2 separate regions of the Homo sapiens genome follow, and region 2 is linked to region 1. Evidence: read pairs that join two places in POLR2A ChIA-PET (ENCODE). Cell type or tissue: PC-3. All regions are shown on one strand.

Region 1 (5,000 bases):
TTTCCCTCTAAAATGGCATTACGGACTTTAAAGAAATTTTTTCTGGTTTGCATCTCAATTTTATAGTTATTAGGCTATGCCAGAACAAATATTATTTCTGAAATATGTGTCATGCTCAAGACACTAACGTAAACCTATTTGGCCACTTGAGTGAAAAGCTTTGAAGACTGTACGGGAAATTCACGATTTAGTACTTTAAACACACAGCACCAGGAAGAAAATCACCACAAGAATTAACAAATCAGCAGTCTAAAGCCAAAGACTCCAAGGTGCTAATTAAAAAAGCTTCCAAAAGTTCTTGTTATTTTTTTTAAGGCCATGTTCCTTGCAGGTGAGACAAATAGGCCCCTGCTGCCTCCAAGCAAATCTTGAAGGAAACTTCCAGCAAGGCCTGGTGACTGGAAACTACTCAGCCTTGAAATTAACATCCCTAAGAAAAACCTTTTCCACTCCCTCTAGACAACAGCAGCTTACATCTTCAGGACAAAACGAAAAAAAAAAAATGATGACAAAAAAGAGGCCAGAGAAGACAGTTGGAGTAGTCACGCTGTGTTCTCTTGAAGGGAGCCTTCATTCTTTACCTCAGAGAGAGAGCGTGAAAACACACAGATCCTGACAATGGATTTAGTCAACGTGGCCAATCTCCCTACTTCCTTACACGTACATACCACTGAGTTTACCTTAAAAAAGTAAAAGCAGAAATTTTCACAAAAGCTGTGCATCAGGAGCTGTTATTACAAATGAGGCCAAGGCTCTGCATAAGAAGAAAAGGATCTTTCACAAGTTCATAATGGGAACCGAATGCAAAAGCCATATAATTATAATCCAGAATATGGCATCCTATGATATAAAATATTTCCACTTAGCTTAACTGTTTTCCATTCAATATTATTTCCAGCAATAAAAGCCTCTGGAATATCACTCAAACTGGTTCAAGTTAAATTCCAATCTAGATCTTTGTTAGCTAAAGGACATTTTTTTAATCCAGTCATCTTTCTCCACCCTACACATAATTCAACAACAGCCCTTCAACAGGGATAAAACAATTTAAGCTCTGAAGTTGTTCTATGCATGTGTGTGTGAGATTTTCATGCCCTATGTATTTGGACTGAAAATACTTCTCTCTGTCTCTCTCTCATTTAGACTTTATTTAAGATGGTGAAAAAAAAAAAAGCAAAATGTGATATTCACAAGTGCGCAGCATCTTATTTCCCATTTAAAAAGTATTCTGTAAAGAAAAGTCTTATACATAAAAAGAACTCTACTTGTAAAAATGAATAGGAATATGTACTATGAAAATATTAACCATCTTAGCTGTGAAGAGGTTCCAGTGGTTATAAAGAGAAGGGAAAGTAGATAGAAAGCTCTGGCTTGGCTGTTGGGTTTTTGGTTTGCTTGTTACATGTTTACCTGTTTGTTTAACACTACATATATCTCCAGGTACTCCACCATCCATGTCATCAACTGTGGAAAAATGTCCCATTCTTTCTTATGCCTATTTCTTAGAAGTTCCAGATAGTGAGGGAAAATATTCTAGGTCTCAATGAGCAATGTTATAAATTATATTTTGTATGCTACACTTTAGAGAGATGTCTTTAGTGTATTATACCATTGATGATTCTTGTGATTTTTATTTCTATGTAAAATACAGTTTACACAAAATTTCTATCGCTTAGTGAGACATTCATAATTACATATGAATAAGAATTACAGAAGACATTAAAATGTTTTCATAATAGATGTGGAAAAAAGCTATCCTGCGAGCATGTTTAAAATAGACATGGTTTGCCTTAAACTGAGGCATAAAGCCCCACTGCTAACTGATAATTTAAAGCACAAAGATGGGGAACTGTTTTTCTCCTTACTTCTGCTTGTCTGTTTATCTGATGAAATGTTCAAATAATTCCTCTTCTCAAAATACTAGTCTCTAGTAATGCTTTTTTATATATGTGATCCCTCAAGGTAGTCCTTCCCAAATAATAGCCATCGATTTTTAAAAAAACTTTGAATGGATCAAATCTTCCAATAGACATCAATCAATATTCTCAGATGCTTTGGTAAGCCGGGTCATCACTACTCACGGCCGATGCCCAACTACAGCTTGGTAGACTGGCAGAGCAAAGCTGATTTCTTTGAAAGGCCAAGTGATAGAGGTCAAGCTTGAGACTGCTTAGGAAACACACGCCTTTCCCTTATTTGTAGGACAAAAATGATTGTTAAAAATTTTTAAATTAAATAAGTTAACATTTTAAAAATTAAATAAGTTAACATATGGGAAATCCATTGGTAAACTGAAATGCACTACATAAATCTATGATGGATCAATGTTGATATTATTATTTCTGTTAATTATATTATGCATCTTCCTTCATGAGTCAGTCAGAATTTAGAAGATATTTACATTGTATTGGAATTTGTTGATTCAGTTCTAGGAATACAAACTCAGCATCTACCACGTAAAGGAACACAGTACTAGACACAAAGGGGATGTGTATCATGGATGTCAAGTCCCTGCTTTCTAGTAGCTCACAGTTTCAAACAACTAAAATGCAGTTCTGCGCCGGCTTCAGAGGGGCCAGGTTTCCCACAAGGCCTGGAATTGACCAATAGCTGAGCACACATACTTGCCATATATTTCTTGAATGAGTGAGTGAATGAATGAATACCTAATTTGGCTAACCCTGGGTATCATCCTTATTTTCATCATCTACTAAAAATTAGAGTTGAATATTTCTATTTTTCTGTAAGGTTTGAAAATAACAAAAAATTATTTTCAATAAGCTAGGCATGAGAAAAAGCAATGGCAGCTACATATTTTTCCATAGCTTTCATTCCCTAATCACTTCTTGCATAGTTATACACAGAACTTTAACTGCTGGCTTTTTAAGGGAAATTTCTCAAATGCAAACAAATATATTTCACCAAATAAAATCCTTACATGAATGGAATGGGAAATAGTAACTTAGATGTAAACTGCTAAGTTACCAATTAGCTTCTTAAAACAATTGAAAGTCACAGAGAGCCCTCAATATACAGAGGTGGTTAATTAATTAACATTAGATGTGATTAATAATGAGTCTCATTTAATAGCAAATATCTGCCTGCAATGGCTGCATGACAGAACAAAAAGCCTTCAGAGAGCAAGCAACTATATTTATCCTGATTGTGTTTGGGATTTTAACATGTTTTGTGCAGGCTGACAAATGGCCTATTAATTATCTAATGTTGTCTGACAACAACAGCTTGATAAAGATGTATGTTTTTGAATCGCTGGATGGAAACTGCTGGAGAAGAGCCCCAGAGGGGCCTTGCTGTCCTAAAACTGGGCTCCTAGCCACAATGACAGTCAAGACAAAGCCCTATCTCCCGCCACAGCCTTCGCAGATAAAATATGGCTTGGCATTAGGGACATTTTTTTCTTTCAGAAAACTGCTTCTGCAATATCTGATTAGGAAAAGGAGGAGTACTTCTTTACTAAATTGGGGTTAAGGCATAATCAATATCATATATGGAGTGTCTGGCCTATTCTGCATAAACACGGGCACTTCATATTATTAAGGAGTCTATAATGCCGAGGAAGCATATGGCAGGACACTGCAGCTGTCTCTATTCTTTTTATTTAGAAGTTTATCTTCCAACCTGTTTGACAGCTGCTCCTAAGTGGTTTCACAGTGCCAAACTATTTTTATGATTGTTTGATGTTTTATTCTCCCATTTCAGTTAATGAGATAGGATCCCACAATGGCCATAATTCAGGGCTGTCAGAACTAAAAAGCATGCTTGTGGCAAGAGAGCCTGATGGTAAATAAGGCTAAAAGCAATGGATAATAAAAAAAAAACTCTGTTATCAGAGTCGCCTTTGCAATCAAAACTTGTTGGGGTCAGAGCCTTCCTTTCTTTGTGTGGCTTCTGGATATTCCCAGCCCTGTGCAAGGTCCCTGTCCACCCTCCTCCATCACCCATTTCGATTCTACAAACAAGTCCTCATTTCTTTGGAAAGGCTCATGAGGAATAATATTAACTAAGAAATGTTAGAAGGTCTTAAAGATATCGAGTGCTATATTCTAATTAAAGGGCTTGTGCATCATTTACAGTGCCAAGCGAGTAATTTGTCATACACTGTTACAGAGAAATTGTTCAACAAATAACCTTTACAAGAGTCTTGAGAACAGCTTCATAATTGAAATCCCTAATGGTTTTGCTGGGAACTTTTATTAAGGTTTGGAGGATTTTTTTCTTTTCCTCTCCCTGAAGAGTTTTTAGAAACTTATGATGGTAATGTAGCAACTTTCTTTCAGGAAAAAAAAAAAAAAAAAAAGCCCTTTCTTAGTTATATTTACAAATGCCGTAAGTATTCACAAGGCCATTTCTGCTAAGAATCAAAAGTACAGTGTTTTCCAGAAGAAAATGTGAGGTTTGCTTTGTGTCTTTTATTTTGTTTTTATTATTCCTAATGGAGAAAGTTTTAAGACAGATGAAGATACCTACCTTTAGAATTATTTTTATCTTACACTAAAGTTCATGATCTTTATTTTGGTGTAACACTATCCTTGAAAATGTAATTTAAAAAAATTCAAAGTCACTACTAGATTGAGTCTGTCACATAAATTATTATTCAAAAGTTTAAAAACTGAAAAGTGACCACTTTCTCAAACAATATTTCTCTTCTTATTACACATTTAAAATAATGGTCCTTCACAGGCAGAAAATAGCATGGCAAAAAACTCAAATAATAATAAGTCCCATAACTAATTATAAAGCCTGACACGCCTCATACAGAAACACTCCCTGATGACTACCAAAGATTGGCTGCTTTATAAATATTTAATGCTTGCCAGTAACCCCAATTTTTATCTCACATCTAAGACTAAACCATTTGTCTCCTCTTACAATCAGCCATGTCTATGTAGTGTCATCATGTCTGAGCAAGTTTGACTTACTACGTGTTTTCCAGGATATAAAATTCAGGACATGACACATCATCATGTGAATGAAACAAT
Region 2 (5,000 bases), 160 kb after region 1:
CTGCTCTGCAAGAACATTCAGGGTTCCAGATTCCTCCTCGCTTATTGCTCTGCCATCTCCTAGGGTATTGTTCTCCTCCATATGGTCAGAGCTGACTCACTACCATCCATCTACTTTCCCACCTGCAGGAAGGGAGAAAAGAGGGGAAGGTGGACAGGAAGCTTCTTTTTATAAATTGCAGATAATTTAAACATAATTCTGTTCACATTCTATTGAACAGAATCCTAATGGCATGATCATGTCTTCCTCCAAGGGAGGCTAGAAATGTAGCCTATAACTGAATAGCCATATGCCTCAGTATAGCTCAAGTCGTAGTGTTATTAAAAGGACAGAGAAGGGGAATAGATATTGGGAGAAAATTTGGAGTCTCCGCCATTTTAACCTCATTGAACTCTTTCCACAATCCTGTATTATAATACTTTAAAAAAAGTTTTAATTTTTTAGATACTTACGGAGGCAATATAATATCTTTATAAATGAACAACACACTTGAAGCTGTTAATAATTCTCCCAAGCGCCACAGCAGGAAGTGGCCAAGGTAGAATTCAAACTCAGGTTTTTTTGTCTCGATATCCATCTTCCTTCTACCACGCTATGTACAGTGTGCCTAATGAGTCTTACTCCAACAGACAAAGCACATAATATGAAATAAAACTCATGCCATGTGGCTTTTTTCTTAAAGCCAATGTCTCTTCATAAAATAACAACACCAGCAGAAATATTTGTGTAAGAAAAAAAGTCAGAAACTCCTTTTTAGAAAATAAAAAGTTGAGGGGAGAGGGAAATTGCAAGGAATTTATTAAAATACCACTACAAAAGATACTTGAAAAAATTTATTTTTCTCCTACCACTATAAAACAATCAATTTTGGTGGTGTTGACCACAAATCGTATTGGTAAGAATAGAAGGACTCACGTGGAATGACTTTCTTGTTATTGAATATCCATAATAAGCTGGCATGGAACAATCTAAAACAGCAATGGGTCTGGTTTGGTAAAGTTGGTGTGATGTGTGCACACACGTACAAACACACACCCTTTATGAAATAGCATTACTGAATCCTGCTATAATCTTAAATCCCTACACACCTGAATGCGTCTATGTCATGAGATAAACACTCGTAGAATAAAAATTTACTATCCCACACATTCATTAAATTTGCGTAAGCGCTTTCAAGAATGGAAGGCTCTGCTTGGGGTGGGGTTTTATCCCCTCTTCCTTCCCCTGAAATCAAGAGATATATTTTATAATCTACAGCCAGCTCTCTGGCAAATCTCCATTCTTTTCAACCTGACAGACTGTTTGTCAGTTAAACTCCCCTTGTCATGTATCCCTACCACTGCCAACTCATGCACGGAGACCTTCACTTTTACTGCTACCACTTGCACCCTATGCAACCTTTGTCATTGATCACTGATCCGATCCAGTGCCCACATGTTCTTCAAGTGCCTACACAAGTAATGAGGTACTTGTGGTGTAAAATTAAACTGTCAACTGTCAGCGATTGATAACCACAGTGAGAGCTGACCTAGAACACCTGCACCAGTGGCCAAGACAGGTGTGACGTGTTTGATCGCTGAGGCCTGCTAGTCAGTCTGACCTGGTGCTGTCCCTCCATGGGTTTCCTTGCATTTCAGCCTCCCAGCTTTCCTGCATACCCCTATGAGCATCCCTAGTTTGCAGAAACCACCCTCACAGCCAATTCGGGCAGCTGATCAGAGTGGCCTTGAAAGCAGATCTCGAGTCAGTAGGTTGGTTTGAAAGTAATATGACCTAGAGATTTTCAAAGGTGGCATCTGGAGTCAGCCTGGTGTTTTTTCTTCCACATTTCCCCACATCCCCTCCTAAAGCGAGTCTTGGTGGCAGGATTCACACATACCATCCTCCCTCCATTTGTGTTTCCAGTCATGTACCAGTGCCTGGCAAAAGGACCTTCCCTTCAGGGCAGGCACACGGCAGTTATTAAGAGTCTGGTGTAAGGATGAAGCAGTCCTAATGGAACTGCCTTATGGCTCTGAGCATTTGCTTAAAGGCATTTAAGTTGAACTGGCTCACGTTCTGTTAAAGTACGATAAATGCAAGCTTTTCTTACTCATATGTAATTGAATAACCTGCACAAAGGAAAAAAACATGTTCTGCTCTGACTAAAATTGTTTTTAGCCAGAGTTGTTGCACAGCATTTAAAGTTTTTATTTAACAGTTTTATTATGTAAATGAGTAATAGATTTTTTTAGCCTTAAGCAAAAATGCACTTACAGACCTAAAACATCCTTTGTGAAAAATCTGAGACGCGTGATGGGATTCTCATCCCATTACGCCATCTCACCCGCACCAAACAGTTGCACTATATTAAGTTCATGTGATGAGAAGATAAAAATCTATTAACTTTCTGCTGACCTTATCGACACAGGAATCTCTGCAGACATTACAAAAGCCATATCTCTTCTGACTTTTACATCCAGAGCCTCATGCTCCAAAGTCCCAAACCAAATGTAAAATCTTCATGATGAGTGGGACCCTGACACCAATTCAGATTCCAGGCTTGCTGGCTTGCAGTCAATGGAGCCTCCTCTGGGGCACAGAGGCTAGCCTCTACTTTGCATGTGACTTGAGGGGCCTTTTTTTTGCCATATGCTACTGGGGACTCTGAATCAAAACTATTTCATGAGGACCATATGTTATGAGAAATGCATGATGGAAAGTGAACAGCAAAAAGTTGCCCCATATCACTGGGTGATGTATTACAAACATAATTAAATCTGAATAATGTGCAGTGTTATTTCAGTTAATCATTTTTTTTTTTTTGCAATTTAAGTGAGGAAAACATAGCCCAATTTCCAAATTACATACCAAAGTCCAGATAAGCTAAAGCAGATTGGTGGGAGAGGAGTAAAACAAGAGCTGTACACCCTTGTTTAAGCTTCTGTAAAAGGTCTTGGTGTATTTAAGATATGTTGGTAGGAAGGTGACAAATTATAGTCTCTGTAAATAAAAGGTTTAAAACACTATTCGTTTTCTTTTGAATCAACAATGAATTCAGACCATCCCCAACTTATAAACAAGCAGCAAGTCAAAAAGATCACTGTGTGTTCATTGTTTAGAATCCAGAGTATAATTAAAATTTCATTATTAATAGCTATTAGGTTTCCAAGCTAGCCTATGAAGACCTGTCTACTCCAGCTGTTTCTGAAATGTGGTATTTCTACTTTATCTTGATAGCATTAGTTACAGGGAGAATGGACAACATATTCCAAATTCAATGGAATTTATTTATTCATTCTCTACTATGTTTTCCCAGAATATACTGATTACTACATTTCCCCAAAGGATATCCCAATTTCCCAAATGTCCCCAAGCTGGAAGAAATCATTTTCTATTCTGAACCCTTGGAATACTTTATTTGTACTCTTATAATCACCTTCTACCTAAACTACAGGTTTTTGTCAATTGAGCTTAACTACTCCACTTATTTTTATATTTTTATATTACTAGCTTATTTTTACATTTCTAACACCCTAGTTCCAAGCCCTGAATTTGGCAAGTTCTCAGTACATATATATGTATAAAAGTGGATGCCTATGTAAATAAAGGAATACGATCTACTAGGGTTGCCAAACATATTTTCCCCTCAGTGGCACTGGAATCATGGGATGTAATGGGGGAAAGGGAAGAATATGATAATGATAATGACAATGATGAGAATGAGGATGATAATAGCAAATAATATTGTGTGTTTACCATGTGACATGCTCTTGTCTAAGCACTTTGAAAGTGTTGACCAATTTAATCCTTGAAACAACTCTGTATGGTAAATGATATATATGTAATGTTACGTGTGTGTGTGTGTGTGTGTGTGTGTGTGTATAATATCCCTATTTTACAGATGGGATACTGAGCACAGAGGCGTCAAACAATTTTCCCAAACTCATACAAATAGTAAGTATAATAGATATTTCTGGACACCAGAAACATATTTGCTGTGTACATGTGCATAAGAGGGAATGCTTCCCTACATTACTCCAGAATACAAAGCTTCTTTCTGCCTTTCTCATCCACATAATGGAAGACACTTCTTGGGTGAAATACTCCACAGTTATTTCAGTTCTCACTGGTGAGTCTGAATATAAGCTCTATGAGAGCAGGGACCTTGTCAGTCTTATTCACAATATCCCCAGCCTCTAGAACAAGGCTGGCACATAGTAGATGCACAAAAGGTGTTTGCTGAATGAATGGATGACTGAGTCTGTGTGGGGTAATGATAGGGCTAAGGATGGGACTCTAAACTCAGGTTTCCTCTGTGGGTTTCACAGTTTACTGGTCTTAAGAGGAGAGTTTCCTAAACTTGCCTTATGATAAAAACCACCTTCAGCATTTGTTAAAAATTACCCATTCCTGTAGATTCTGAGTCAGTGAGCTGAAGTGGAGCTGATAAATCTGTTTTTGTTGATACTGCTGCTGCTGCGGTTTTTAACACATGCTTCAGGTGGTTCTAAGCTTAGGAAACCTTGCCCAAAGGATACCATTCTGTCTCTTGGGAAACTGCCTCTATGATAGGCATTTGCAAATTCACCAAGAGTGACAGATAGTGCCTCGGGCACTGCCACTGTCTCTTCCAATGCAATTTGTACATTATGCCGAATCATAATACAGGCCTTGTACTTCTGCCTCAGCTGACTTGTCTGTGGGATCCTGCAGCTCTCAACCATGCGGAGGAACGCTTCCATTCACACATTTTGTCCCCCTAACCCTGTCTTTTCTGAGGGTGCATCAATGTCTGATGAATGAATGAATGATGGAATAAACACCAACATGGGCAAACAAGCAAGTCAGGCAGTTGTGAGGAGTGGAAGTGTTTCATAAGCTTCAGTTTTTAGTTGCACGTAGTAGCATACAAACAATGGCAAAAAGAATATTAACATGTCCTGTTTCCATTGCTTTCCTTCTGACTTAAAGAGCGTTCCTATAACAGCTAATAATCTCTGGACCTCAAAATCACTATA

What was found. Peaks named below come from ENCODE experiments on the same cell type or tissue, not always from the same donor. Only the 100,000 strongest peaks of a DNase experiment are listed, where the experiment ranks them.
Region 2: POLR2A ChIA-PET joins it to region 1 with 8 read pairs; 2 of 35 experiments call an interaction of 5 or more read pairs at or near these places.

The regions. Positions count from the first base shown.
Region 1 is chr3:169,450,092-169,455,091 of GRCh38, forward strand. All of the region lies in intron 1 of MECOM (MDS1 and EVI1 complex locus), which reads right to left. All of the region lies in intron 1 of MECOM-AS1 (MECOM antisense RNA 1), which reads left to right. Among named protein-coding and RNA genes, the nearest start is that of MECOM-AS1, 4.7 kb to the left of the region's middle. In PC-3, no CTCF peak of the experiment used is centred here; a DNase peak (open chromatin) is centred at 4,940; H3K27ac peaks cover 1,329 bases.
Region 2 is chr3:169,606,666-169,611,665 of GRCh38, forward strand. All of the region lies in intron 1 of MECOM (MDS1 and EVI1 complex locus), which reads right to left. Among named protein-coding and RNA genes, the nearest start is that of MECOM, 55 kb to the right of the region's middle. In PC-3, no CTCF peak of the experiment used is centred here; no DNase peak of the experiment used is centred here.